Regions from separate parts of the Mus musculus genome. Here region 2 is linked to region 1. The links are chromatin loops, found by intact Hi-C in ENCODE. Cell type or tissue: heart. All regions are shown on one strand. Links, peaks and the distances in the headings refer to the core of each region. The heading gives the core; the rest is flanking DNA.

Region 1 (15,854 bases), core at 3,242-11,241:
GGAAAAGACAGGAGGTAAAACAAGCTATTTAGAAAGTTAAAAAATGATTCACATCTAAAGACAATATATTTATGTAATATTCTAGGTAAGCATAAGGAAAATGTTCCGGTGGTAACTAAGACTCAGGAAACAGATAAATCTATCTGATCAGGGGTGTCATCTAGGGAGTCAGCTAAAACAGCTAGCAAGAGCTTAGGGAGTCGGGGTGCTGTCATGGCCAGAAGTGAGACTGAATTTCAAGATTAAAAGATGAGAATGAAATCTTGAATGAAGGCTCATGTTTGGAAGAAATGGAGGACAAAAAAGAACACCAAAGAGATGAGATCGTAAAGATAACGGTTTACCAGCCCCTTTACAGATGGTGTAAGTTAATCCATGAATTAATACTCTACGGCACCTTCATCACGACTAGAATGGCAGGTGTATGCAGAAGAAAACATAATGTATGAATTGATAATTCTTAAAATATATGAATTGTGCTTATGATTCATGGATATCTGAAGTGCCAAAATCAATTCTTCTCACTTAGAATGGTAAAACAAATGCAGGCATTAAGGGTGTTCAGTTTGGCTATTTCTGCCATTGATACCTTAGTGTGAGGACTTTTCTAAGCACCCTTCCACCCACAATGCCAAAGCTTATGATTAGATGATATGGGAAAAGTAGAAGGCAGAAGGCTTATCTATAGTTTGCTAGAGCTGGGTCAGTCTTCTGACTCAAAGGAGGAAAGGGATGAGAAGGAATGTTAACATTGTGGAATGTATGAAAGACAATGTTTCTACCTCTACAGGACCACCACATCCCTTTCTGGTTAACATTGTGGAACACAGCATGAAAGACAATGTCTCTACCTCTACAGGACCACCACCTCCAGTTCTGGAGCCAGCCAAGTATTACTGCGCTTTCCTCAAACTTCCTTGGCTGACAGCTTTAGCTTTAGCAAAGCCAGCCCCAAATAAGCAGCTAAGTGATTCCAACATTATCCTAATCAGTTCAGGCTCCCCAAAATGGAGATCTGGAAGAACTGCCAGAAAGATAAAGATGTGTTGTTGCTGGATTGCCAGATTTCTATCCTTTATTTATGTCACCTTTATGCGGGGAAGGCTGCAGCATACTCCTAGTCTGACTGTGAAGGGCACTTTCCTGGTACAGTCTCTTGAGATCTTTGTTACCCCATGCTAACATTAGCTTCAAACCCTGAAGTTTTACCTTGATTTTTACTGAAAAAATGAAAATAAAAAAAGAAGCTGTAAGTTTGTTTCAAATGTGTTTTCTTTGGATATAAAATCTCCAGTCAGGAAAAGCATGATGATCATTTTTTACAACTTCCTGATTAAGGGTATTTTGGGAGTTGTAGACATGGCTTAATGGGTAAGAGCTCTTGCTGGGTAAGCAGGAGGACCTGAGGTTGGATCTCAGGATCCATCTTAAAAGTCACAGCTACGTGCTTGTGACCCCAGCTCTGTGAGGGATGGAGATAAGATTGTCCCTGCTTGTTTGCTGCTCCAGGATAACTCCAGATTCCGGAGAGACCTTGAGTCTGGGAAATAAGAGAGTGGCGGATTCAGACCCTCAGAATCCTACTCTGGACTCTGTGAATGCATGCTCCCTCCTTATATATGTATATACCACACACACACACACACACACACACACACACACACACACACAGACACACACAATACACATGTATACACACATGCATGCATATGCACAAGTGACGTGTATTTTTGCAATATCAATGCTATCTGGAAACAAAATGGCCAATAAGATGTTAAAGAATAAGAATTTCAATTATTATAATTAAAAAAATCTCTTATTCAAGGTCTGTGATGGTTTATGTAACTATTAAAGAATTATTCACAGTCTTATTTTGTTAGTTCCTGGTTGTTATAAGTTTGATTTTGACCATGTTTGGTCAAGCTGACAAGTTTCTAAGAATTCTTCGACATTCCAGGCATATTGCTTGTAGCAGCCTGCCAAGTCACTAAGCACACAAGCCTGCTTATGGCAGAGTGTTTGTTTCAATATTTAGCATCATATTCTTAAATGGAGCAGAAGGACCAGATGGAGAACACAAGCAACTTGGCAGGTATTTCAACCAGTGTCTATGAAAAACAATGATACAAGCTTGGCAGAGTATAGGGTGATCAACCATGAGGACATAACACTCATACAGGTATGACTTAAGTAATGCCTAAATGAGACTATTAAATTTTTATGATCATAATAAAATAGCATAAAATAATATTTATTTAGCTTATAAGACTGAAGGTCAATGCTTGAGTCTTGGCTTGACCAACAGGTTCATTTTCTTATTCTTGGATCATTTACATCACCAGCTCTCAACTGGAGTGAGAGTCACTAGACTGTCGTACATCTCTTACCCACCAGCAAACTAATCTTTGCATCCCCGAGTAGCAAGGCATCGGAAGACAAAAGAAACAAAAGAAGCCAAGTAAACAAATAAACAACAAATCTAAAAGTTCCATGTGGCTAATCTATGCCTCACAGAGGAAGCTGTTTGCCAAAAGAGAGGATGGAGTCCATGCTCTAGATGAAGTGTGGGTAGGAATTTGGGAAGACAAATGTCTTGATCAACTCGGAGTGTGTTCACACAGATTTGTAACTAGGCTGGTCATTTGACTTACCAAAAGAATCTCCTTCTGACTAAAGATAGTTTGGGTTGTGACTTTGTTTGGGTTTTACTGCTATGAACAGACAGCATCACCATGTCAAGTCTTATAAAGGACGATATTTAATTGGGGCTGACTTACAGGCTCAGAGTTACAGTCCAGTATCATCAAGGCAGGAGCATGGCAGCTTCTAGATAGGTATAAAGCAAGAGGAGCTGACATTTTTACATGTTTATCTGAAGGCTGCTAGTAGATACTAGCTTCCAGGCAGCTAGAATGAGGGTCTTAATGCCCACACCCACAGTGACACACCTACTCCAACAGGGCCACACCTTCTCATAGTGCCAATTCCTGGGCTGAGCATATACAAACCATCACAGGTTGAGTTCTTTTCCTTTACAAACCAAGGATTCTGTTCATGGGAACTGGCATTTGGTAAATGTGTGTATACTTGGTATTGATACACCGAGCAAAAAGGTTTCCATGCCCTAACAAGATATTCCCTAACAGAGTGCCTGAAATATGGTCATCAGCACAGTGACAAGAAGATGAAGAAGATAAAGGAGATGGAAGAACATAGGAGAAAAATGCTAACAATTGAGTTGACATTTACTGTTTTTCTAATTCCTACCAAATATTCTCTTCCTTCAATGTGTTACTCATATGAATGCATGCATCCTTTCAACACTCCTCCCTTTGAGGTGTGTCTTATTTAAATTTTATATTTATAAGTGATAAAATTGACAGTGCAGGTAAATAATGAGCTCAAGGCTACACGACAGGTAAGTGATAAAGGTTGTGTTATGTTAGCTTGTGGGGGGAATCTAAAGACATAGCTGTTGATAGAAACATGAGACCCATGTAAACAATTATACTGTCACAGAAAAAAATGTGACATTAAATCCTTGAATCTCTGAAAGATCATATTATCCTCATTTCCTAATGTGGAAATTGAAGCTTAGAGCATTCAATGAGTATATTTAAGCTATCACAATTATTAAAGATTGTACAGCTGAGCTTCATATTCAACTTTAATCTAAAGTGTCTTTGTGGTGGTTTGAATATGCTTGAACCAGGGAGCAGTATTTTTAGGAGGAATAGCCTTGTTAGAGTAGGTGTGGCTTTGTTGGAGGAAGTTTGTCATTGTGGGAGTGGGCTTTGAGACCCTCCTCCTAGCTGCCTAGAAGACAGTCTTCTATCTTCTGAACAAGATGTAGAACTCTCAGTTCTCCCTGCCCCATACCTGCCTGGATGCTGCCATGTTCCCACCTTGATGATAATGGACTGAATCTATGAACCTGTAAGCCAGCCCCAATGAAATGTTGTTCTTTATAAGAGTTGCCTGTCATGGTGTCTGTTCACAGCAGTAAAAATCTAATGAAGACAGAGTCCTTGAGGAGTTTTGTTTATGGTCAACAGCGTTCTATGCATTCTTTGAGACTGTAAAAACTTGAGGTAATTCATCTGGTTTTGGACCCCTCATCCCTTCTTCTAAGTTTTTCATATGGCTTGTCTTGACTTTGTGTCACTAACATACAGGAATATTAGAACATTTAAATGAATCATTGCTACTTCTTTTTTCTTCGCCATTTGCAGTATCTTTATCAAAATGACAGCTCTCAAGTATGCTGCTGCTTCCCACTTTGTAATATGACCATCAAAGTCCCACTAGAGTATTTTGAAATTGTTATTCTTTTGCCCAATACGTGGAAGCCTTAAATAATTTCTGACTAAGGGAGAGATTACAATGCTGCTGGAAACTACCATGCATTCCAAAAGAATCTCTTACTTCCATGTCCCCATCACGTCTTTTGATTCTGAGGACATAAATCTACACAACAAAGAGAGCCACCTGGAGAAGAAATCAGTGGAGTGGCTGTAGCTGTTTATTCTGCCAGTCTTGCAAGCTGCTGTTTGTCTCCCTGACTCTGTTTTTTTTTTTTTTTTTGAGAGATCTATGTGGTCAAAGGATCAAGAATGCATCTGCACTGCTGTCTTATTTCAGCCACCCTATGATTCATTTTTCCCCGAGTTTTGGGTGTTGCTTTGTGCTGATTTCAAATGAGTTCATTAGGTTATGTAGTGCATTCTAACACTGCAGTATTTTTTGAACACAAAAAGCTGTTGTCTGCAGCAGATACTTTATTCCCAATATAATATGTAAATGGTATTTATTTTTGGCTTCCATTAAGAATGCTATTATAAATTACAGCTTGCATTTCTGATTCTTTTCCCCAAATAAATCAGTGTACTGTTTCCAAAGCTTACATCATATGACCCTGACATTTGAATCACTGCAAAAATGTGTCTTGGAAATATTTCCATGTCTGTTCGGTCAAAGTTTCATAACTCCTATATGAGCAATCACTCACTTCTTTATATCTCTTCCTGTTTGTATCTCTACATTTTTTAAGGCTTTGTGTTCCATTCTGTCATATCAAATGTGGGAAATGAGTGAACCTTCGTCAACATGCTGAAGTTTAGAGTATTGTCATTCCTGACTATGTGAGGATACTTTTCTTCCTACTCAGGGTCTCTTGGGAAGTGAATAGGTACCAGATAGCAGTCGAAGTGAAGCTTCCCCTCTTCATCTATTTTATTATTATACTTTGCTCCTCTCTAATTTATATGCATTGATTTTTCTTTGTTTTAGATTTCCTACTAATTTCAGATTCATACATCCCGATTTCGCATATTTTGCTCCTCTTTTCTTTTTGCCCTATTTTTCTTTTTAAACTATTTTTATTGATTCTCTGAGACTATTGTCCAGTAGGCTTTGACCATGTTCACCACAAATCCTTTCTTTTAACTTCTCTGAGATCTACACTCAATGCCCCTTCTTCACTCAAATTCAAGTTCCCTTTTTTCTTTTTTTCTAATTTAATAATTCCCTATCACCAATTTGTGTTGTTCATGAATTTATGGATATGGGGCCAACCACTGGAAAATGGTCAACCTATCAGGAGCCATATCCTTAAAGAAAATTGACTTTCCCTCCTCCAAAAGCTGTCATCCTTAGCTTCTAATTTAGGAGTGATTCACAAACCTTTTCCAAATCCATACTAGAATGTTGACTGGCTTGATCCTTAGTGAATCTCTTGCAGGCATCCACAGGTGCTGTGAGGTCATGAGAGCAAGTTTGGTTATATGCAGAAGATACTGTTTTACCTCAGTCCTTCCAGACCTCTGTGTCTTAAAATCTGCTTGTACCCTCTCTGTCATTTTTCCTGAGCCTTGGGAAGGGGATCTGATATTACAAAGGCCAGAGGAGGATATCGTAGGGTGTCCCCGTCTAGCATTTTCAGTCCATCCTCATTCCCTTGAAATGAGGTCTCTCAATGGACCTGGTGCTAAGGTGGTGGCCAGCAGGTCCCATTGTCCTACCTGACTTGGCCTAGAGTTGCAGGTGTATGTAGCTACTCTTAGATTTTATGCAAGTGTTGGGATTAGAACTCAGCTCTTCATGATTGCACGTTATTTCAGAAGCATTTTCTTAACTGGGGTACTCTCCTCTCAGATCACTTTAACTTGTGTCAAGTTGACATATAACTATTCAGTACACTGGGTGTAGTAGTTTTGTGTGGCATCTAGGGTCTCTTAAGAGTCCATAGAATATCTGTCTGTTCCCTTTGTGCTTTTAGAGTACCATCAAGAAGCAAGTCCTATTATAAAAGATCTGTCTGTGTTACTTTGTCTTTTCCCTTGCAGGTTCTAACAGTATCCCTTTGTTCTATCCATTTAGTGTTTTAGTTATTATATGCTGAGGGTCATTTCTTTTCTGGCCCAGTCTTTCTGTTCTTCATGCTTCTTGTCCTTGTGCATTCATCCATTGGTAGGCTTTCCACACTAAACCTCAGCAGAAATATTCAGAGTTCAACGAGAGCATCTTCTCCTCTAGTTTTCTTCCTATGATCTTTTGAAAACATTTTATGTACCTTTGACTTCTCATTTCTATATTTCTATTATTCTTAGAATTGATCTTTTCATAGTATCCCAGGGTTCTTGGTACAAAGTGTTCTTAGGTATTGGAAGCTGATGCTGAGGAATGAGATGGGCTTGGAGAGGAAGACTGGGGGTCCACAGAAAAGAAGAAAGCAAGGGATCTTTTTAGTCACTGTGATACAGTGGCAGAGAGTGAGGAAAGGATAGTCTGGTAGTCTGCTACTGAGCTAGGGATGAAACCGTAGGCCTGGATTTGGAGAAAAGGAGCGGGACGAGAAGATCTGCAGTTAGCTTGCCTGATTTCCCGGCCACAGCAAGATTGCAACATTTTAATAAGGGAACAACTCACCAACAAGACATAAAAATTATAAATATTACGTACTAAGTTATGTTCCTAATTCATTTCTTAAAAATAAACACCAAAAGGGATAAAAGTAGAAAATGTTAATATCTCACTTACATCCTTTGACAGGCCTTCCAAGCTAAAACTCAGCAAAAATATTCAGAGTTTGATTACAACATAGATCAACAGGATTTAACACACACACACACACACACACACACACACGCACACACACACACAATGTGAATATGTATAGAATATGAATTCTTTTCAGAGTTCCACGTCTTTAAAATAGATATATTGTACCAATGAACTCCAAAGCACACTGGAATGAAAATCATAGTTAATCAACAGATAATTTTTCCCCTATGGGAGATAAGAACTTCATTTAAAGCCATTATTTTAAGCAAGCAGAAGATTTTTACCATATATCCTATACCTATGGGCAAGTGCTGGTTCAGGTTGTATATAAGTATCCTTTAAAATGAAAACAAAAAAGAGCAGAAATATCTGCCAAAATCTACCTAAGAAAATTATTTTTGTAGGTGTTAACATGGATATAGACTTAGCTTTATATTGTGTATGATAACAATTAAATGTTATTGAGCATTAAGAAATAAAACCCTTTATGATTTTTCCCCAAAACTATAATACAGCATGATATTGAACTTAATACTCTAATTGTAAACTAACAAGAAGTGCTTTTCATGATTACTTCAATGTTTGAAAGGTTATGACTCATGAGCAAGTTATATTCACGGTTGGGTTGCGTTTATACAAGACAGGGTGTGAATTTTAAAAATGGATCAACAAGATGGGGCAGATTTAGGTGTGGACATATTTACGTAATATGTTTAAATATGGACATAGAGAAGCACAAAAACAAATATCTCCTGTGGCATATTCAATCTGTACAGGAGTTTTGTGCACCATTGTATTAATAAACATTCATGGAGAGTGAACAGAAGTTGGCATCAGGTAGGATCTTGGCAAATAACCCTTGATTAGTTTAAGTCAAAAACTATTGACACTTGAAATCCTTAAGAGAATGTAAAATAATACCACTGCAAATTCTGCACTTACGGCAGAAAAAGGGAAGAGCATTCCAAAGGGCATGGCCCTCAGCAGCTGCCAACGACATTGTTCCAGTAATAATAATGTGACTCGGTTGAAAAGCAGCCCATAGCCATACAGCCCCAAAGTTACAATAAAATATTATAATTCTGTGTACACCCCACGACACACCTCACTCACATGTGACTAATTATTATTAAACTGTCTTTTTTTTCCCATGTTGATTTGCTTGTTTGCAAATACAGCCCTGTTACTGCTTTGTGTTTTACACATACTTAAATCCTGTGACACTGATTTTGGGAGTAGATGCTGTCTAACGCAGCTCTTATATATATTAGACACTTTAGACATATAAAGTCTTATGATACTTCTTCCCAGAATATTTAGCAGAGTGAAACACCGGAGTCTTCCCTGTGGTTGCAAAAGCCAACACGTATCTCTTCAGAGACTCTGCCCATGGGCAAGGCCAGGCTGCTCAGAGGTAATCTCCGAGCAAGTTGAGAACTGTGCAGTAAATACATAGAACACTATGAATTACCATTTATATTACAGCTAATTTGGTCTTATTAAGAGATTAACTGCAAGACAAAGGATAACTCCTAGAGGCATAAGAACTCTCTTTTAAAATCTATTTCTAAGGAGGATGGGGGGGGGGTAGTATCATCCAACTAACAAGATATTTAGGCTGGGTGGGGGTGGTGTTTAGCATAGAGAAAGGATATAAGGTAAAGGAGCCCAGATGTGCTACAAAGATGTACACTATAGTAAACACTTCTTTCTCTGAGTCTCTGTTTCTCTGTACTGACACACACTGGGACACCCATTTTTCCTTTGTATATTTCACACACACACACACACACACACACACACACACACACACACACACTTTCATTTGACATTTATAATTTAATATGGTTTTTGCAAGGCTGCGGCTGTTGTTGGCGAGGGAGCCCACAGCTTCACAGGCATTGAGCAAGCACTCTTAGTACTGAGCTACATCCCTCAGTTAGTGATAACAGTTAGTGATAACCGTGTACGCACTGACTAAATCAGATAGATTCACGTGCCACATTCTGCGTTTACTTTTTATGTGGGGTCTTTCTGTCACTAATAGTTAGGAAGCTCAATTAAATTGTGACTGCTCCAAACCTTGTATTCAGATTTCTAGAATTTTAAATTTACAGGTAAGTATTTGACAGTCTCCTTTTGGACCTTTTATAAAAAATGTGTTCCCTATAATAAATAATTAGAAAAGTGTTGCGAAGCAAATGTACTTGGTCTGAGTTCCTAGTCGTATTGGTGGTCTTCCCAGACAGGGATTTCCCATCTGCCTTCCTTCAGCTTATAGCTCCTTCTTTGTTGGTGGTTTCTGAGATAGGGCTCAGGCGTGTTTCCCTAGTTGCCTGTCATCTCATTCTGGATTCTCTACCCTCCGTGTACCAAGAGCCGGGATTGCAGCTGAGCGCCACGACTCTCAGGTCTGAAGACGTATTTTGACATTCTTGCAGGTAGCTAGTGCGCATGTCCATGGCTTGGAGGAAAGCTCACAAGATTCTTTCAAGGATGGATTCTGTGGTAAAGTTTCTCATCATCCTGAGAGACTCCCTACAGGATATATTTCCCTTGCAACTGTACAGAGTAATCCAAACACTCCTTTACGGTTTGTTGGAGAGGCAATGGCTATATTAATGAAATACACTTCTATTAAATTCTTATATCCCCTCTAGTGTCTTTACAGCCATCAAAACTGGACGTATTCAAACTTAGGTATGTTTGAAACTTGGGAAGAACTCTTAGAGAGGTTTCTCCTGTTCCTGCCCTATGTCTTTGAGACATTCTGGACAATTTTTTTTTTTTTTTAGCATCAAACAGATTTTGTTATTCACGTTCTCAGCGGAAAACAGGGGTTGTATGCAGGGTGGAACTATATGGGAAGACTGCGTTGGTCCACTACTACTTTTTACACACTGGGGGCAGCAGTGTCCTCACATCAGGCACAGCACGGTCACGTGTCCGTGGCACCTTTGCAGACACTACCCTAGGCACACTTGAAGCAGCCCTGGGGCAGCTGGAGCTGCAGAGTAAGGGCACTCAGGCTGCTGGAAGTCTTGGTGGTGATGCTTAGCGGACGGCCTGCCCTCTTTATCGTCTCTAGACAAGATTTTTTTACCCCGTATGTCCATATACAATTTTTTTTCCGCTATACTTTCTTGCGAATCACGCGGATCTTTCCATCATTCTGAGCACTACTGGCCTTGCTGAGCCACCTTCTCTAATGTGGGTGTTGGGAAAACCATTTGTCTGCTTTTTTCCTACCTACTACTAATGTGCCACCGTTCTTCATTTAAGAGCACTGGCACATTATAAACTTGTCCAATGATTCCTGGTTGATTTGTACAAGTACAGAATCTTGAGCTGGTGAGATGTCTCAGTGGATAAATACTCTTGTTGCCAAGCCTGATGACCCGAGTTCTATCCCCAGTACCTGTCTTACAGAAGGGGCCAACTCTTAATTATTCTCCACACCCACCTATGCATTGTGGCATGCAAATGCAATTTCTAACAAATAAATAACTATAAATTAAAACAAATAATCAATGTGTCTTATAAGGACCTGTATAAGCCTGGACCTGTCTACCTTGATAATCTCATATTGTATAACACATTTAAGCTATATCTTAAGTTCTTCTTCATATATTTGCTCTCATCTACCTCAGGACCCTCACAAATGTTTTCCCTCCTATTCCCTGTAGTACAGGAATGATCACAATGGAGTTTTATTCAGCCATAAAGATGAATGAATTGGTGACATTTGCAGAAAACTTGGTGCAAACGGGAAGCATCATATTAAACAAAATAATCCAGACTGAATGATAAACTATTTTTTTCATTTTTTATTAGATATTTTCTTCATTTACATTTTAAATGCTATCCCGAAAGTCCCCTATACCCTCCTACCTGCCCTGCTCCCCAACCCACCCACTCCTGCTTCCTAGCCCTGGCATTCGCCTGTACTGGGGCATATGATCTTCACAAGACCAAGGGCCCCTCCTCCCATTGATGGCCTACTAGGCCATCCTCTGCTACATATTGAATGCTAAACTATTAAAAGCCTATATTTATGGAGGACATGAGTCTAAGATGGGGTATACTACTTTTGTTTTCCTAAATGAATGTGCTGTCCACCTACCTACTAAATATTTCTGCTGATACCCATAACTAACACCGCTCTCACCCAGGGTGGAGAAACTCCTTTTTGATGGTAGTGATGGTTAATGCATGTCTCGTCAAAATGTCGGGAATAAATTACTGATGAGTGCTCAGTTTATAGGACAACAATATTATCTGCTTGCTCCATAAGGCCTAGGAAACATGGCATAACCACAGAGCCTGACCAATACAGATGCAGATGCTCACAGCCAACCATTGGAAGAGCTAGGGCAAGAACTGGAGAAACTGAAGGGGTTTGCAACCCTGTAGGAAGAGCAACAATATCAACCAACCAGATCTCCCAGAGCTCCCAGGGACTAAGACACCAACCAAAGAAGACCCATGGCTCCAGCTTCATTTGTAGCAGAGGATGGCCTTGCCATGCATCAGTGGGAGGAGAGGCCCTTGGTCCTGTGAAGGCTCGATGCCCCAGTGTAGGGGAATGCTAGGGCGCTGAGGCTGGAGGGTGTGTGTGTGGGAGCACCCTCATAGAAGCAGGAGGAAAGGGGTGAGATGTGGGTTTGCGGAGAGGAAACAGGGAGAGGGGATAACAGTTGAAATGTAAATAAATAAAATATCCAATAAGAAATAAAAAATAAAAAAGAAAGGAAAGGAAGGATAAAAGAGCTGGAGATGAAGAAAAGTGTCATGAAACATTGTCTTCTGGATCCATTACCGTGGTGACCATGACGTCATAGCACTTTTAGGTCTCTACACAAGATTGTGTCTTCTCACTTTCCAGCAAGGGGAGAGGAGATGCCAATGAAACACCATCTCTAACTGAGGAGCAAATGAGTAATAGTGGTTGCTGGAGGAGGGGTGTCACCTCTCCAATGGTATGTGTAGCCACAAGGAGACTAGAAAAGAAGAACGTTTTTAGACTGAAATGAAGGGAGATTCCAGAGGATAATAGGGATTGAATATAACCACAACACACCATGTATATGTGTGGAATGCTCAAAAGACAAAGTGGGGAAAAAGAATTTTGCTGGAAAACATCACTTTAACTGAGGTACCTTAGACCCACAAATACAAATTCTTATAATTGCTTTTATACGCAGATGCTAGTCTTCAATGGCCAAATATTTATGTCCAGGTGGGAGCAAACATGAATAAAAACCAGGAAACAGGAAAGGAAAAAAGAAATTTTGACGAGTAAGTGGGAACACAATAGAAAAAACAGAAAGGAAGAAAATAGAAAGGATGGGAGGTGGGGGAAAAAAGGGAAGTTTCCTACAGCCAGGAAGGGGAGCAAGACAAGGGAGAGCTATGGGTGAGAATCAACCAGAATGAGATAGGCAGAAAAATCCTAATGAGAACCCACAACTTTATAAGCTGATATATTAATTCCTTCAAAGCAAACACCACAATTTCTGTCACTTATGGATTTTAGATTTTTATGTAGGTAAAAACTGTATCTCTCTCTCTCTCTCTCTCTCTCTCTCTCTCTCTCTCTCTCTCTCTCTCTCCCTCTCTCCCTCACTCCCTCTCTCCCTCTCTTTGTCTCCCCCACCCCTCAGTGTGTGTGTGTGTGTGTGTGTGCAAGTATGTGCTATGAAGATACAAGTGAGGATATCTGGGGAAGTGGACGAGGTTGGGAGGAGTGGAGGTGGGGGAGATTGGGGATATGTAGTTTTATTTGGGGGGTCCTTTGCCAACTTCATTTTTTCATGTTCTAATGTTCAGAATAATTGTGGCTACCCATTCTCTCTGTAAAAGACAGTCCACTGATCAGCTATTCTTACAGTACCTGCTTCAAACCTACCTTCTTTTTAACATTTAAGCTCCTAACAAGTATGTCCTATGCAATATTTTTGTCATTACTTTATGTATTTCCTATGCCTTGCTGGATAATATTTCCTAATGCATGCTGATCTCTTTCCAGGCTCTTCCCAGACTGTATATAGCACTTAGTTCAGTGAAGCAGCAGCTCTAATCAATTATTTACTATAATATTAAGATTTGGGATGACTGGAAATACTCAGGTGGTTTTTCTCTTACTATTAAATATGAACAAAATGTCTCCTGGTAATAGTGTATCTTTGGGAAGTTCTTTCTCTTCTAATCTCAGGGGATGCTCGTATGATGCACATGTAAATAGTTGAGGTCTTAAACATGTGCGAGACCCTTTTCACTGCTCTAACTCTGCCTTCCTTAGTATCTCTAAGGAGTTAGCTTTCTGCATTTGATGGAAACTTTAGTTTAGTATTAAACTCTGAATCCTCAGTTTGCCAGTTGGAAGACATCCTAAGTGATACACCCCCCACATTCGACTCAGAAGAGTCCCTGTTTGCTCCCAAATCAAATGAAAGAATTATCCTCTGAAGCAGGGTGACTTCTTTGCAGGCTACCAGACCACTTGTGACCATGTCAGGTGACATTTTCCAATACTAAAATATCTAATCATTGTCTCTTCCATGGGGGAATACTAGATTCCATGCCATTAATATTTGGCATGCATTTATAGTGAATATAAGTTGATGTTATCAAAATTAACAATACCAATAAAAATAAAGGTCAAAATCTTTTATAGATGATTTTTCTCTGAAGCTAAGGTTTTAAGTTTGACCTATTCTATAAATAGTGATATTTTAATAATTTATGTTCGGTTTTGAATATAAATGTTCATTTAATTTGAAATACTTGTAGGGAGTGAGTGGAGTCCTGAGTAATTGTGTAGTGGCTGAAATGGGCACAGCTATGGCAAGAACCTCAGTGCCTCAGATCAACAGGAGTGACAAAGTCTTCCCTTGGGGAGGCTCAGAGCCATGGCAAAGCCTTTCTCTGGTCCAAGTGTGAATGCTGATGGTGTGTGCTAAAACGTCTACCATAGCTTTCTCCCCGAGAAGTTCATGGCCTGAAGACTGCTACCTTATCGAGATGGCTCCTCCTGAGGTTATCCAAACCTACCTCCCAGTTCAGTCACACATAATAACCCTGCCTCCTGGTTTATCTGTATATGATAACCCTGTCTCTTTGTTCAGCTTAGTGTAATAGCCTTCCTTCCTTCTCGACTATAGATAATAAGCACACTGAGCTTCCAGTGCGCTGCTGCTTCTCTGTTTGTATGTCCAGATTTCTCAATCCCTGACTTTCCATTTGTCTATGTGTTTATCATCTCTTCCTTCCCTAGTTTCCCCATTAGGGTAAGCCCAAGATGCATGCAATAGAACTCTGTATAATCCTTGCATCCTAGTCCCATTTTAATGTTAAATGTTAACAATAATTTTATATATGCATATACATATACATATATATATATATATATATGAAAACCTTTTAGACATGCATACATATAAACGAGGTCTTATACATACTCATGTGCAATGTTCTCTTTATACTTAGTGTCGTGTGAGAGTCCTTATATGTTTTCATGTCCTAGAAAGCACTACTTCTTTATAGTTTGTGTAATCATTCAGTTATTGACGGCATTTACATCATCTAACATTCTACATTAGCAGATACATGCTTTAGAGCTGTGGCTATATTGAACTATATAAAAATTTAAAATCCACAAATGAGAGAAATTGTCATGTTTGTTTTGAAGAAATTAATATATCAGCTTATAAAGTGCTGGGTTTTCATATAGCATGTTGATTACCAGATATTCCTGGGTAGAAAAGAATGTGTGTGTATGTGCACGCTGTGTGTGTGTGTGTGTGTGTGTGTGTGTGTGTGTGTGTGTGGTAGATGCTCAAGTGCCAGGGCATTCAGGTTGTCAGGCTTACATAGTATGTGTCTTTTTCCAGAGTCCTGTCAAGTGCCTCAAGTCTGAGCTTTATCTACAGTGGGGACTTTTTGTGTAGTTCAGGCTGGCCCTAAAGGGGCCATCCTCCTGCCTTCGCCTCCCGGATGCTGGAAAGTAAAGGTGTACAGAATCTGTCTAATTACCGTCCACGGAGTTCCCTTTAACTCGCTCATCTCTAGTATATAAAACTATCTTTTTTTCATATGTTTTCATTGAAAAGTTATTTTCACTTAAAAAGAAATTGCAGTCAAATGCATGAAAAAGACTTATTATTTATAAATGTCTCCTTTACTCTTAGTTAATATTTTTTGCGGGTTTATTGGAATTTATATGTCCTCTATATCAGATTTTCTAGCCCATATATTTTGCTATTGAGGCGGGTTAATGATATTTTACTGAATTATGAGAGCCTGGAAGTTATGTACTCGATTTTCTCCATTTATTCTTTCTTTTTCTAAAGTAACCTTTTTATGCTGTCTTGATGCATAAAACGATTATAATGTGGCAAATTTTACCATTTTTTGTAAATTTTTGATTTATATTTTAGTTATACCATCCTTCCAGATCTAAAGTTATTACTTGTTATTCTATACTACTCCTTTTTACTTCTACATTTTTGCTTTTTATATTTTTCCATCTACCTGGAATATATTTTTAAAAATGAAATAAGGTAGAATTTTAGCTCATTAAAAAAACAAAGAAACAAACTGGTTAACTCTTCAATTAAAAAGCAGACGTCATCTCTCAAGTTTTAGTAAGGCTGTAGAATAGCATTTTAGAACTCAATATACCATCATTGCCCTTTTCATTATAATTTAAACATGATTAAACAACATCAACTTATGTTTAAAGTTAATTTTCCAGTCTATATCATTTTTACATAGATGACTTTCTGTTTCAA
Region 2 (15,854 bases), core at 3,585-11,584, 330 kb after region 1:
TTATGAATGGCAGTATTTTCAGCTTCAGGCCATATATTATTCCAAGTCTTTCAATCCCTGTTGGGGACATAACTCCAGTGTAAGGGTTAACATTGTCCATGAGATTGCCAGTGAGCCTTGAGATACAAAGCTGCACAGTCACCACAAACAACAGGATGGGGGTATCTCCGAGTGTAGCATGATCCACATCTCCCCGTTCTTCCTCGGGGAGGAAGCTGATTACAGTTGTGCTCTGCCTCATGCTTTGAGCCCATGTGTCTTTTCATGGTCCCTTCCTGTATCATTTCTCCCTACTCCTCTCAAGTTTTCTCTCCCATTCTCCTTCTTCATAATGCCTTCTTTGTAGTCAGAGACTCCACCACTCCTGGGCCTTGTTTTGGGAGGGCTCATTCATTATTACAGCTTTAAAAGAAAACCTCTCATTGCTTCAATTTCACAATTTCCTGCCTCCATTTTCTGTCAGCAGATACATTATAGCCTACTTTCTACAGAAAGTAGGTACTATTACGTACATTTTATCTGAGATGACTTAGCTATTATGTAAATAATTATTAGTCAGACATCTCTGCTTAGCACTTTATTCAGCCAGAGGTGAATTAAAGATGTGTGCCCTGGAATTTTCTGGAAACAAATTTTAACCTCTAAAACTTAATAATATGAGAACAAAGTTGATAGTTACTTGTTCTTTAGTAAAGGGGAGAAGATAAGGTGATATTATTGAAGAGATGGAGAGTGAGTATCTGAAAAATATTTGGACAAAGGAAAAATAGAACAGAGAAAGGCAAAGGGGGATGGGAGAATGAAAGGAAAGAGGAGGCAAAGGATAAAGAAAAAGCTGTGAAATAGCAGATGAATGGAGGACAGGAGAGAGGCAGAGAGGGGGAAGGAGAAAGGCTAGGTTTCCATAGCAGCAACATCAGCGTTAAGTACTGCTTGTGATGCCGAAGTGACAACTTCTGAAAACTTCTTTCTGCCTGGATGAAGGCTCCATCATATATCTCTTTTCTCTCCTTTCTGATGTTCATGTTTGACAGTTGTCTACCACATATGCTGTTCTTTTATTTACCGTCCTCTAGGAACACTGTAACTATTAGCTCATCCTTTTAAGTCAGAAGTCTTCTTCCTCTTGCCCTGAGCAAGGTATACCTACTTTTGTACTAAAGGAAGAAAGAAAACCAAAAGGAGCTCCACATGGTTTGTTATAAAACTCATTATTATTATAATTTAAATAATTGGATTCAGTTATAGATACTAGTTATAGGATATTATTTAATTTTTGTCTTAAAGTTTAAAGTAAAGATAATTACAAAGGACAATAATCATATAAAAATGTGTTTCTTCCATGAACTCTTCTTATTCTTAAGATGATCATACTATTTTCCATAAACAATTATATAGTCACTGAAATAATTAAATACATAGTTTAGAATAGCTTTATGAATCACAAATCAGTAAGAAAATAAAACAGAAAAAGGCCCACAACCAGGCAATGACAAATCATAGATTTATAATATGTATGTAAAATATGTATAATTTTGCATGTAAGCTTGTGCTATCACATATATCTGGTGGGCAATAGAAAATACTTTCTATTTTTTATTAGCCTAGCGTTCTTTGGTTGGTACTAGGTCATGGACAGAAGAAACAAACGTCACATTGATATTTGAAGGGAGGCCTTGAATTGACAAAAAAAAAAATATTGGACAAAGAAAGCATCCAAACATGAGTATCATTAAGCACTTGTCACCTATAATAGTTTATATGCAATTGAAGATATAATTAAAACATGTTACAGCACAAAGTAGTTTTGTTTTCCAGTGAAATGGAAATGGCTTTAGCTATTCACCTGTTTAACATCTGCCTTCCTTCTATCCACCTGCCTCTAACACCACAATTATAAATAAGGAATAGAGGACAACCACAGGAGTCAGTTTACACCAAGGGCTGCGAACTTAGGTTAGAGGGCAAACGTTCAGTGGGGCTGGAATGAAGGGCACAGTGGGGAATGCTGCGGACGGAAAGTGCAAGGTACACAGCCTCTGTCTGCATTATGTGAGAGGCAGCATCCTGGATTCACAAGTTACACTACCAGAAGAAGTAAGGTGAATAATTCAAAGAATGTTCTACCCAATAGTAATAAAAAAAACAGTATTGAGCAACTGATTCTCAGATCTCCTCCCTGTTTCAGGGAGCTGTTTCTCTACTTCTCAATAAACCTTGGTAGTTAGCCCTTCAAAACCATAATCATTTTTATTAGATATTTTCTTTATTTACATTTTAAATGTTACCCCCTTTCCTGGTTTCCTCTCCAAAAATCCTCTATCCCATCCCCTCTTGCTCTGTTCACCAACCTACCCACTCCTGCTTCCTGGCCTTGGCATTCCCATACACTGAGGCATAGAACCTTCACAGGACCAAGGGCCTCTCCTCCCATTGATGACTAGGCCATCCTCTGCTACATATGCAGCTGGAGCCATGAGTCCCACCATGTGTACTCTTTGGTTGGTGGTTTACTCCCAGGGTGCTTTGGGGGTACTGGTTAGTTCATATTGTTGTTCCTCCTATAGGGCTGCAAACACCTTCAGTTCCTTGGATACTTTCTCTAGGTCCTTCATTGGGGACCCTGTGCTCAGTCCAATGGATGACTGTGTGCATCAATTTGTCAGGTACTGGCAGAGCCTCTCAGGAGACAGCTATATCAGGCTCCTGTCAGCAAGCACTTGTTGGCATCCACAATAGTGTCTGGGTTTGGTGATTGTATAAGGGATGGATCCCTGGCCGTAATCATTCTTATTTCAATAGATGAGCACTCATTTTGGGGACATTTATAAGATTATAATATTTTGAAATATAATTTATCTATTTCATGTTTAATGTTCTCATCTAACTCTTCTGTAAAAGCTGTGTATTTTTCCCTTAAAATGTCATGCCCTGCCTAAGCAAGTGATTGTGTGATGGGAAAGGAACTGTGACTGATTCCACCATTATGCAAGCAGCATTCAGGCTTCTGTCTCATGAACCTGGACGGCACACAGGTTCTGCTGCATCTACCATGAGTCTGATGCAAGTACAGAACACACAGACATCTACTTTACGAGAGTGCCTCCAACTTAGCACAGAGCATTTGTGCATTACTGTTTCACCATTGATCTATAATAGGAGAGCATTATTAACAATGAGAGGATAGGATCAATCAGCAGTATAGCGATTTACTCTCATCATGTGCATGCTTTCCATGATTACATGACTACTATTTTGATGACAGCTGCAGTAATTTATTTAAACCAGAACATCTCCCATATATAATGTATCATATCATGGTGCCCAAAATGGGCGCAATGTTACTGAATGATAGAAATGACAAACTTGAGGCAACATTTGTAGGCGCTGTCTATCACTGATAAAACCTTGTTATCTGACACATCATCTTGTCTTTAGCTGCATATGTATCAAAAGATGGCCTAGTCGGCCATCACTGCAAAGAGAGGCCCATTGGACTTGCAAACTTTATATGCCCCAGTACAGGGGAATGCCAGGGCCAAAAAGGGGGAGTGGGTGGGTAGGGGATTGGGGGTGGGTGGGTATGGGGGACCTTTGGGATAGCATTGAAAATGTAAATGAGGAAAATACCTAATTAAAAAAAACTGGGGAAATGGACCAACCAATATACTATAAGGATGCGTTAACATTAGAATGGAAATCTGCAACAGTTTTAAGATGGGATGTTCTTATGCTTATGTATCTATAGGGAGTGAAAAATATGGTTACCAACAAAACTTATGGTTCTTATAATTATTTCTATTGTATATAGATTGTTAATGTTAGAGGGGAACAGGCAATTTTTTTAATTTTTTAACATTTAAATGCATTTTATACATTAAACATATTAATAATAAAAAAAAGAAAATTACTTTTAAATGGAAATTTTATCGTATTTTCTTTTTATTAACTAAGGTTTCCTTATTTTTGAAATGCATTGATTTCAAAAGCAAAACTAAATTACTCCACCCTTCTCTTCCCCTCTTCAAACCTTCAGATATGTCTCTTCTTGCTCTCTTTGTGTTTATAATAAATAGCCTCTTTGGGGATTAATTGTTGTTTTATACTACACAACACACACACACATTTCTAAATATATTAGTGCAATGTGCTCAATTTATGTAATATTACTTGTATATATGTTTTCAGGGCTGAAAACTAAGCATGGTCTTGTAACATATCATATTTTCCTGAGTTATTTGTATATCTTGTTTTCTCTGATGTGAGTGACCTTTTTTGTATTAAATATTTCCCCTTATTTATACATTGACCATGTTATTAGAATATTTATAAATAAATTCTTCGCTACCATTACAATGCTGTAAAACTCAACTTTTTTATTATGCTGCAGTTCATCTAGTTCTTTATGTGTATGCAGGGGAGAATTTTTTTTGTGTTATCTGAGCTGCTTTCTAATCTGAGCTGTTTTCTGTCTCAGTTGCCGTCCAAGCGTTTACCTTGAGACGCTACTATAAATCATTGTCTTCCTCTGTATTGATTTGCCTGTTTCCTGAAAGCCATGACGGCTTTATTGGTACAGTACTCTCAAGAATCTACTTTAAGCTTTCTTTAAAAGGATACAGGTGCGAGCGAGGGGACGTATGTTAAGCTGTTGTCTGAGTCTAATCTATACTTGTAGTTGAATGATTTCCTGATGAGAACAGAGACTGAGTTTCCTCGGAACTATCTTGTGCTTCTTTCTCAAACACCTTCATTTGTGACAGAGAAATCTAACATCATAGCCTGTTTACTCCTCACATGAAAATGGTTTTTCTCCTTTTTGGAAGCATTTGAGATTTGTTGTTCCTACTTGGGGTTTGATTGCTTGCATGAGCTTCTTCATTACTAAGAGCATTTGATACACCCTCTTTTCCTTCCTCTGCCCCTTCCCCCTCTCTTGTTGTTTTCATTCATTCATTCATTCATTCATTCATTCATTCATTCACTTTACATCCCAATGTCAGCCCCCTACCCTGTCCTGCTAGCACCCTTTCACTCAGATCTTCCCTCCATCCCCCCTTCTCATTCCTTCACACACTACACCTCCCCTTCTCCTCTCCCTCCCTCTCCCCTCCCCCAGCACATAGAGTAACTGCAGTACTAAGAGCATCCTCTCCCACTGAAGCCAGACAAGGTGACCCAGCTAGAGGAACGGATCTCCATCCAGACAGGCAACAGATTCAGGGACAGACCTGCAGTTGTTAGGGATGGGCATGAAGACCAAGCTGCACATCTGTTACATAGATGCAGGAGGCCTTGTTTTTTGAGACACCGTTTCTTTGTATCATCCTGGGGGTCCTGGAATTCTTTCTGTAGATCAGGCTGGCCTTGAACTCAGAATTCAACTCAGAATTCAACTGCTTCTGCCTCTCCGGTGCTGGGATTAAAGGCGTGAGGCCCCATTTTGCACATAATGAACGTTTTTGATTTGGAATAATGCCATGTATTTGGGAAATTTTAAATCCTTTAACACTTCGGTAAGTTTCTTAATTTTTCAGTTTTCCATCTCTAGATTTCCATACAGATTGATTCCTGAATACCTTTGTGTGACCATTCCTCAAGGAATGAGGTGAAAAAGAACGAACTGCAACAGGCGCCTGTGCTGGAGTGGAGCAAGGGCTTTCGACATGTGTTCATCCTGTCTGAACAGCACACATGGACATTCTAGAGTATAGTTTACACATACTGGGGTCTATCAGAGCTTGCTTGCCATGCCCTTTGAGCCACCCCCTTCCCCATTTTTGGTGGTGGTGCGTGAGGAGACTGTTGAAGATTCAGGAAATATAATGTAACTAGATGAAGGTTGCTAATGTTTCTTGTAGATGCAGCCTTCCTCTGCTCTTTGAATCCAGCTGTGACAAAGTGAGCAGTTGCTATCACTATATCTATAACTATATAGTAATGGCTTTCTGCAAGCTCAAAGCATTGGATCCAGCTTACTTTGTCTGGTATCACTGAAGCTGTGAGCGAGATAACTCTTCTTCCTTTTGCATCTCTAAGATATTTTGCACAGTGGCCAAAGCCCAACTACCACTGTATGTGTAAGTCATTTCGCCTGGGCCACATTCCTCAAAAAAGACTTAAAGGAGGAGAAGATATGAAATGGTTTATAGCACCTAAGAGTGTTACAGTGAACAAGGCACTTAGGTACATGTACATAGTTCCATTCCATGTCATCAGTCCTTCCATCATTTTCAACTGTAGTTGGGGATTCTGAGTCCCTGTGTGTGGGGAGCTGCCCTCACGTTCGCCGTTACAAGATGGCGCTGACATCCTGTGTTCTAAATGGTAAACAAAGAATCTGCTCATGTGCCAAGGGTAGTTCTCCACTCCATGTGCTCTGCCTTCCCAGTGACGACAACTCGGCCAATGGGCTGCAGCCAATCAGGGAGTGACACGTCCTAGGCGGAGGATAATTCTCCTTAAAAGGGACAGGGTTTCGCCATTTTCTCTCTTGCTCCTGAAGATGTAAGCAATAAAGCTTTTGCCGCAGAAGATTCCGGTTTGTTGCGTCTTTCTTGCCGGTGGAACAAAAGCGCGGGCAATACCTGTGTCCTGTATTCTGAAAGGCAATAGAACAAATGTTTGTCTATACCTAGTTTATGAGAATGACTGGGATAGAAGGTAATCTCTGTGATTTTATATTTAAATTAGTTTTGGTTAATGCTTTATATATTAATTATATCAAACATAAAATTTTTGAAACTTTTTTGATTCAAGTAAAATCTCTGCAGCTAAAGAATGTTAGAAAAATCTGCTTTATTCAATAAATAATAAGTAAATGTTACAGGATATTTGAACCCATTTGTAGTTAGGGTGTGGCTCAGCCTTTAAGACATACCTTTAATCCCTCTGGCTGGAATACAGACATGCCCTTAGAACACATCTTTAATCTCAACAGTGAAAGTAAAATTAGTTTGTGGAAGGAAGCACCTGTGTTCGATTGTCTAATTCACTTGCAGAAAATAGTGACAAATCAGAGAAAGATTTGACAGGAAGTATATGCTCAACACTCAGAAGAAGAGAGAGGAAAGGAAGCTATTTAAGGGAGAGACAGCCAGAACAGGAAGAGGAGGAGAGTACAGTACAGGCATACAGTAGAGTTCATGGAGAACACGGCAGTGGAACTGAGGGGGAGAGTAGAGAGAGAAACAGAGAGAGAAGAGGAGCCAACTTTACCAGAGACAGACTGAAGAGAGAACAAGCAAGAGAATGAGAAAGAGCCAGACGATTAGAAAAGATCGCTAGAGTTAGTTTGAAGCCAAGCAGAACAATTCAGAGGCCAAGAGAAAAGCCAGATTGATAAGTCAGCTGGGAAAGGAGTTGGAGCCAGAACAGCTGAGGTGAACCAGCCAGTTAGAGGTCATAAAGGGTGAGTTTATTCAGAAGTTAAGTCTCAAAGAGTCTGAAAATATTCTAGGCCTAGATAAGATTGTATGACTAGAAGCTTACAGGAAAAGGGTTAGGGTTAGGGTTAGGTTATCAGACTGAGACAGCAAGCCTCAGAGATCACAATTATTCAGGGAAATGAAAAGTACTTTTACAAGTGAAGGTATCAATTTTAATTATAAAGAAATAATTTCAAATAATTATATAATTAAAAAGAGAGACAAGACCAGCTTGTCAGGATTCTGTATACTACTCAGTCTTGTGAAGATACTGAAGGCAGATAGACTTCTTTTTTATCTGGGTCAGGTATCAAAAAAAAAAAAAGGGGTTAGGCCAGGATAAAACATGTGTTTGTGCTTTAGCTAAAAATGGCCATATGACATCACATGTGTTTAAATTTTATAATTATATAAAATATATTATAAACTATGTAGTCTGTGTATGATTTTGTATACAGACTGTACAAATATCAAGCTTACTGTCACCACTGGTGAGACATACCACTCTGCACCTAATTTGCTGCACTGAGAAAGAAAATAAAAATTACCCGCAGTCTTCCAAAAAATGGCTCAGACTCCAGCATAAGAAAGATGGTGTAAAGGAAATCTTACTACTGATGTGGATTGGGTATTAGTTCAGCAAAAGAGAAAGTCAGTAAGAATCACTGTGCAATTAACAAACTTGTATAGGGTATTTGTATAAATCAGTATCATTGTACAGTGTTAGCGCTGCAGTTTCTTAATGCTGTGCTATGGTTATGCATCGTAATATCTGAAGAAACGGTGGAAACAGTTTTCTGAAGCAGAATGTGTTCACAGCTTTTAATGAAAATAGGTACTTTAAAAGAAACAAAAATTAGTGGTTTAAATATTTCTCCTGATTACTTATCAACTGTAGTTTCAGTTATTTTGAATTGTATAGAATATTTGTAAATTTATATAGTGATAAAGGGATATTACAACATGTATAAAAGTTCATTTTTCTGTGTTTCGACTTAAAGGAGCGTGCATAGTATTACAATTGTTGCACTGTTGACTTTTAAATTTAGGATTCAAGATTACATCTGTAGCTAATAACTAGAGATTATTACTTAGTTCTGTATTTTTTCCAAGTTTTTGTAGTTGAATAAAACAAACAAACAAACAAACATCAAGAATAGTTTAGGAAGCACTAGAACATGGAATATGTGGATACCATCTCATCTAAGCTCATTGTCATGCTACAAGGCCTTTGCAATAAATCTCCTTTGACAAACAAAATAAATCTAAGGGTTCCAAACACTTGTAATTTTCATGACTGACAGGCGTCAGCATTACTCCACGGCGGCTCATTTTTATCCTCAAATGGGCATTTGGAATATATGAAGATGAAAATGGAATCAAGCCAAAATCCAAAAACATTTTAATTAATTAATTAATTTTATTAATTTATTTATTTACACTCCATATTTTATTCTCTCCCACCCCACCCACCCTCTGACTGTTCCACACCCCACACCTCCTCCCCACCTTCCTGTCTCCACATGGATGTCCCCACCGCCACCCCACTAGACCTCTAAAGTCCTTGGGGCCTCAAGTCTCTTGAGTGTTTGCTGCATAATCTCTTAATGAACACAGACCTGGCAGTCTTCTACTGTATGTGTGTTGGGGGCCTCATGTCAGCTGGTGTATGCTGTCTGTTTGGTGGTCCAGTGTTTGAGAGATCTCGGGGGTCCAGGTTGAGACTGCTGGTCCTCCTACAGGATTGCCCTTCTCTTCAGCTTCTTTCATCCTTTCCCTAATTCAACAACAGGGGTCAGCTGCTTCTGTCCATTGGTTGGGTGCAAATATCTACATCTGACTCTTTCAGCTGCTTGTTGGGTCTTCCAGAGTGTGGTCATGCTAGGCCCCTTTTTGTGAGTGTTCCATAGCCTCAGTAACAGTGTCAGGCCTTAGGACCTCCCCTTGAGATGGATCCCACTTTGGGCCTGTCACTGGACCTTCTTTTCCTCAGGCTCCTCTCGATTTCCAGCCCTGTAATTCTTTCAGACAGGAACAATTATGGGTCAGAGATGTGACTGTGGGATGGCAACCCCATCCCTCACTTGATGTCATGTCTTCCTGCTGGAGGTAGGCTTTGTAAGTTCCCTCTCCCTCAACATTTCATCTAAGGTGCCTCCCTTTGAGTCCTGAGAGTCTCTCATCTCCCAGATCTCTGGTGCATTCTGTAGGGTCTCCCCAACCTCCTATTTAAACCTGGGGTTTCCTTCAGTGATGTGTGTGTGTGTGTGTGTGTGTGTGAGAGAGAGAGAGAGAGAGAGAGAGAGAGAGACAGAGACAGAGACAGAGACAGATGAGAAAGAGACAGACAGAGAGACAGAGAGAGACAGAGAGACAGAAAGACAGAGAGACAGAGTTTTTTTTTTTTTTAGTGGTTTGTAATTTGAATAATTACAATGAGTAAGTTTGGCTGAAAAATCTTTCTTTATTTAGATGGCCAGAATTTCGATATACCAGATGCCTGATTAATTACAGATTTCAAATATTTTCATTCCTGCTTTCTTCTTGATACTTACCAGGAATAGTATAGATGAGTAAAATATCTCTTTGATACATTCTGTGATTTTAAGGATTAACGTTAGTTGATGATATTTAAACTTCAATTTTTCACGAAGCATACACTTTATTGTCTAGTTTCAAAATGTGTTTGGAAGAAATCCTTGTAAGATTTTGTCATATTCAGTATTACTTGGAAGATAAATTCTATTTGGCTGCGTTTCATAGCATCTGCAGCTTTCGGAAATAGCTAAGATTTTCAGTTGACGTGTCCTAGATATTAATTTATGTTACAAGTGAAAACTGTTGATTCTGTGTGCTTGTAAGGCAAGTTGCCTTTGTTATAAAGAAAATCTAACGACGAAGAAAAGAAAGTCAAACAGTGTTTAAATTTCCTCTCAAAGCGGGGGGGGGGCAAGGGGGGGCGCATGTAAAAAGCAATCCTTGGAATTCAACATTAGTTGCTAAAGGAAAAATTAATTACTAGAAAATATAGAGCCTGTTTTTGGAAATATTTTGGCGTGGGTTGTGCTTCAAAAGCTAAATATTCAGCACTTGAAATAGTGCACAGTATGTTTATTTTTTTTTAAATTTTAGTTAATCTTTTTTTTACAGTCCATATTTTATCCCCTTCCTGGTCCACCCTCGGACTGTTCCTCATCCCATACCACCTCCTCCCCCACCCACCCCTGTCTCCATGAGGATGCCCCCCCCCCCACTAGACTTCCCCACTCCCTGGATCCTCCAGTCTCTTGAGGGTTAGGTGCATCTTCTCTGACTGAGTCCAGAGCCAGCAGCCCTCTGCTGTATATGTTTTAGGGGCCTCATATCAGCGGGGTATGCTGCCTGGTTGGTGATCCAGTGTCTGAGAGATCTTGGGGGGTCCAGGTTAGTTGAGACTGCCGGTCTTCTTATAGGGTAGCCCTCCTCCTCAGCCTCTTCCAGATTTTCCCTACTTCAACCACAGTGGTCAAAGCTCCTGTCCATTGGTTGGGTGCAAATATCTGCATCTGACTCTTTCAGCTGCTTGTTGGGTCTTTCAGAGGACAGTCATGTAGGTCCCCTTTTGTAAGCACACCATAGACTCGGTAATAGTGTCAGGCCTGTGGGCATCCCTTTGAGCTGGATCCCAATTTGGGCCTGTTGCTGAGTTTCCTCTCCCTCAGGTTCTTCTCCATTTTTATCCCTGCAGTATGTTAAAATCAAGCATTACTATCTCAACATTGCCTGTGGACAAATAAACCTTTATATAATTTTGAAGCAGACAGTCATTCTTGTTGTTGATTTGTCTTTCTGAGACACAGAACAAACCAGGAATGCATTGAACAAGGGATGCAGGTTGTGCACAGTTGGACTCACATGCCAAACTTTAACTGGGAGATGAAGTCAGATAGCACTACAGCTGTTTGGGGCAGCCATATTGGCTGTAACGAATTCTACAGAATAAGAGGAAGAAAATTGCTCAGTGAGTGCCACTTAGGAGTCCAAGATATCAGTGGCCAAGACCCGAATATAAAGAATGACAGCAAAGTGATGTGTGAGTCATGGTTAAAACACAGTGAAGCCTGGGAAGGGAACTAATAAAGGAAAATATTCCAGCACAGAGATATCTTCATGTGTCAGGTAGGATGGCAGGTAGACTAAGCGCTTTCCTATAGTTCTTACCTGGAACATCTTAGATATTCTAAAAAATGAGGAAGAGCTTGTGTATGTGCCATGAAGGAGAATGGGGAATATTGTGTAAAGTCCCAGGAGAAACTAGGAATAAAATACTTTTAAGCACAGATAAGAGAGAGATTTAGGATCTCATTTGACACATATTTGGCAGGTTTTCAAGAAGAAAAATGCAAAAATTAAAGAGTTTCAAAAGGAGAGAAGAAAATGTAATGTTGAAAGATGTATTTTAAAATATGGCTGATCTTGAAACACAAAAGGCACGGTGAACTGAATTTGACCTTCTGGAAACTTGTAGAAAGATGAATAGTTTTTCCAAAGATAGCATTTTTGTTTATCTAAATTAAATAATAAGCATTAGTCTTTCTGAAGTCGTCTGTATCCTAGATCATCTGTTTCCTTCAATAAAGTATATTTTTAGATATTTTAATCCTCAGGGTTTTTTTTCTCATTTTTCCAAATATACATTTCCCTTTTTGTTCTCTAGGGGAAACTAATGGAATGGAGTTAGTTCACTTAAAAAAAATATCAGTCATAGTTGGACATATGTATGTAATCCCTTGTATAACATTTATGACTTGAATATACCTCATAACCCAGAACATGTATAATTTTCATTTGCTGGATATATCTCTTTATTAGAAAAAGATATGCCCCAAAAGGTAAAATTAAATCTACATTTATTTGTAAAAAAATATTGTATGAACATTCTCAAAAAATTAAATAAAAATTAGTTAAAAATAGTTATGTTCAAAGTATTTTTCTTATCTAGCAACAGGTTTTAGACTAATAAGTGATAAGGCTCATTGGTAAATTTACTATGAGTTCCAAGTTTTTAGAAATAATTGAAATTTCACCCACTATAAATGTCTGTCTCTCTCTCTTTCTCTCTCTCTCTGTGTATGTGTGTATGTGTGTGTGTGTGTATGTGTGTGTATGTGTGAAAAAACTTCTTTCTCTGTGCACACACATACAGGGGTACATGTGTGTTTATATAGATTATTTTTACAGAACATTTTAGAGTTGGCTAGGAGATATAGTAGATGATTATGGTCTTATTTAAGTAATCTTTATATCTGGGAGGATCTTCTGCAAACCTGCATATATGGGAAACACAACAGTAAGTCAGGAATTCATCAAGGCAGCATATGATAATGAATGATAAACCTGGGACTCTCCCAACCTATTCCTCATCAGCATGTACAACAGAGTTTTTACAAAGCTTAAAAGTCAATTTTAACTGAATTTCACAGGTTAGGTAGGCACAGAGTGTCACCTCCTTCTCCAACAAGTCCTAGCCTCTACTTTCTTTAATGGTCAGATTGTTGACAGGTTGCCATTAGGGGTATGTTGGAATCTCTTGATGGTGTGATAAAGCAGCAGGAGGAATGGGAACAACTATAGGCATGGAAAATTATGTAAGGACACTCGTTCTTAAAATTAATAAAAAAGTTAAATCACTATCAATGTAGGCCTTCTGAATCCAACTCTGTAGCCAAAGTATATATTAATGGACTTAGATAACTAATCTTTTACAGAAGAGTTAAGTAAATCTGAGTTTGATTCAGTAATTGAGAAAGTAGCCAAGTGTAGCTCTGTCTTAGAAGTACAACTCCTTTGACGTCAATAGAAATGAGACTCCACCGTACATCCAGGGCAGGGCTCAAGATGTACATTCCTGTTGCCTGATTATATTTCTTAATAATCTCTTAATATTTATAGATAGAATGCCAAAAATCTTAAGTGTGTGCTAATCAGTTCCTAAAAGGATTAGACCTTAACTTGAAATATTAAGCCTTTGCTTATCTTGTCAAAACTCACTTTTATTGGATTCCTAATTGTTGACTTATTCCCTGTGCAGATGGTCATGGGAAGGAAGTTGTTCCTCACTTGTCCGATGTAATTTATTAGTTTGTTGACAGATTACAAAAGGCTGGGTGCTCTGGTTATCAGAGTTGATGCCTCAAATATGCCTGGGGAGTGTGTATTTTGTACTTGTACAGTCATCGTGTTACCACATGCTCTAGCCTGTTTGTTTGAATAAGGGCAAGAACATGTGCCTGGACCATTCAGAGCCCGACTGTTAGAAGGATGGTGGCTAATAAAGATAAATGCTGTGTATGCGTGGCCTCTCAAGGGAAGCACTCAACATTTATATCATGCCTTCTCATTCCAATGAGATCATAGATTCCACTATAACTCACTTGATTATTTGGTCTTAGTTTCCTATATATGCAAATACTTTAGATTACTTCCTTGCTGTTTTTTTCGTATCACAACAGAATTCCTGAAGAACTGCTGGAATTGGCAAGTGATGCAAAATCCAGGATTATCTCACCTATAAGTCATTTTCGAAGTTATTCTAAATCATCTGTAGTATTTCACTGTAAGTGTAAGTTGAGTTTTTAAAATTTTCCACCTTCTAGAAAAGGGATGTCTATTTCTATATCCTAAATCTGTTGATATTTCTGAAATTGTCTGTGCTGGTTAGTTTTGTGTCAACTTGAGTTATCTGAAAGAGTTATCTGAAAGGAGGGAACCTCAAGTGAAAAATTTCCTCAGTATCTGACTGTAGGGAATTTCTGAATTAGGGATTGATGGGGGCGGCCCCAGGCTATTGTGGTTTTATCCCTGGGCTGGTGGTCCTGGGTTCTATAAGAAAGGGGGCTGAGGAAGTCTTATGAGGAGCAAGCCAGGAAGCACCACCTCTCTGGCCTCTGCATCAACTCCTGCCTCCAGGTTCCTGCCCTGCTTAAGATCCTACCCAGACTTCCTTCAATAATGGACCAAAATATGGAAGTGTAAGAAAAATAAATACTTTCCTCCCCAGTTTGCTTTTAGTTACAGTGTTTCATCACGACAATAGTATGTCTAACTGGGACAGAAATTGCTACCAAGATTTTGGGGGTTTTGTGTGAGAGAGGAAGAGACCTTTTCTTCCTTCCTTCCTTCCTTCCTTCCTTCCTTCCTTCCTTCCTTCCTTCCTTCCTTCCTTCCTTCCTTCCTTCCTCCCTCCCTCTCTCTCTCTCTCTCTCCCTCCCTCCCTCTCTCTCTCTCTCCCTCCCCCTCCCTCCCTCCCCCCCCTCTCTCTTTCTTTCTTTTCTTTGTTTTTTCTTCTTTTGACCATTGGGCTAGAAAAGAGTTCAAAGCTTCATCAGCTGTTCTATGGAAGTTGACAAGGGATTAACTAGCTTTGTCAGTGTGACACAGGCCAGAGTTTTCTGAAAGGATAAGACTGTTGTATGCATTTTCTTAATTAGTGATCCATGGGGGAGGGCACAGCCCACTGTAGGTGGTGCTACCTCTAAGTTGGTGAACTTGGGTTCTGTAAGAAAGCAGACTGAGAAAGCTATGAGGAGCAAGCCAGTAAACAGCACTCCTCCATGGCTTCTGCATGACTTCCTGCCTCCAGGCTGCTGTCCTGTTTGAGTTCCTGTCCTGAATTTCTTTAATAATGGACTACATTGTAGAAGTGTAAGAAAAACTAAACTTTTCCTTCCCAACTTGCTTTTGGTCACAGTGTTTCATCACAACATTGATATTTTAACTAGGACATCTTTCATAATCATTTTTACATTTGAGAATGAATATTCATTATGAATCTCATCATTTCACACATAGTTATAAATAAGACGACAGAAGAGAAGTCTTCCTCTGTCAAATGACTAGAGATTAAAATTCAATGATTATACTGTGTATCCCTTCAAAAATCTAATTCATCAATCAATGTCTATCAATTAACTATTACCAATTTAAGAATATTGGAATTATATAACATAAAAATGAAACAAAGAATTTACATTGAGGAAACATTTAAAGTTATAATTATCTTTCTCTTTTTTTAAAGTTTTTCAAAACCTATTTTTAATGATGGTTCTTAAATGCTTCAACTTTCTTTGTAGCCTAACACCCACCAGAGGTAGTGGAAAAGAAAGAAAACAGAGTGTGTGGCAGGGTGGGGGTGGGGAGCTAGGGATGGTGGTAGTGAGTAGACCTGTTTAGAAAGGTTCTTTGGAGCAACTATAGTTAATCCTTCTCTGGAAGGATTCATTCATTCATTCTCTCATTCTCTCTCTCCCTCTCTCTCTCTCTCCCTCTCTCTCTCTCTCCCTCTCTCTCTCTCTCCCTCTCTCTCTCTCTCCTTCCTTTAGTATCTACCTTTCTTTGCCATGCGAAGGTTTAGTCCTAGGGTCATGGGCTTCAGTAGAACTCTGTCTG

The links. Hi-C counts contacts between places; a loop is a spot of excess contacts. Peaks named below come from ENCODE experiments on the same cell type or tissue, not always from the same donor. Only the 100,000 strongest peaks of a DNase experiment are listed, where the experiment ranks them.
Region 2: a loop joins it to region 1, with 2.0 times the contacts of the local background. A loop is called at or near these places in 2 of 42 quality-filtered maps.

Annotation. Positions count from the first base shown.
Region 1 is chr14:106,048,414-106,064,267 of GRCm38, forward strand. No RefSeq gene overlaps it. Among named protein-coding and RNA genes, the nearest start is that of Trim52, 50 kb to the right of the region's middle. In heart, for the core only: no CTCF peak of the experiment used is centred there; no DNase peak of the experiment used is centred there.
Region 2 is chr14:106,380,548-106,396,401 of GRCm38, forward strand. Gm41240 (a long non-coding RNA gene) reads left to right here. Exons shown (of 4, transcript XR_001781423.1): 3 at 13,919-14,022. Among named protein-coding and RNA genes, the nearest start is that of Gm41240, 24 kb to the left of the region's middle. In heart, for the core only: no CTCF peak of the experiment used is centred there; a DNase peak (open chromatin) is centred at 7,344.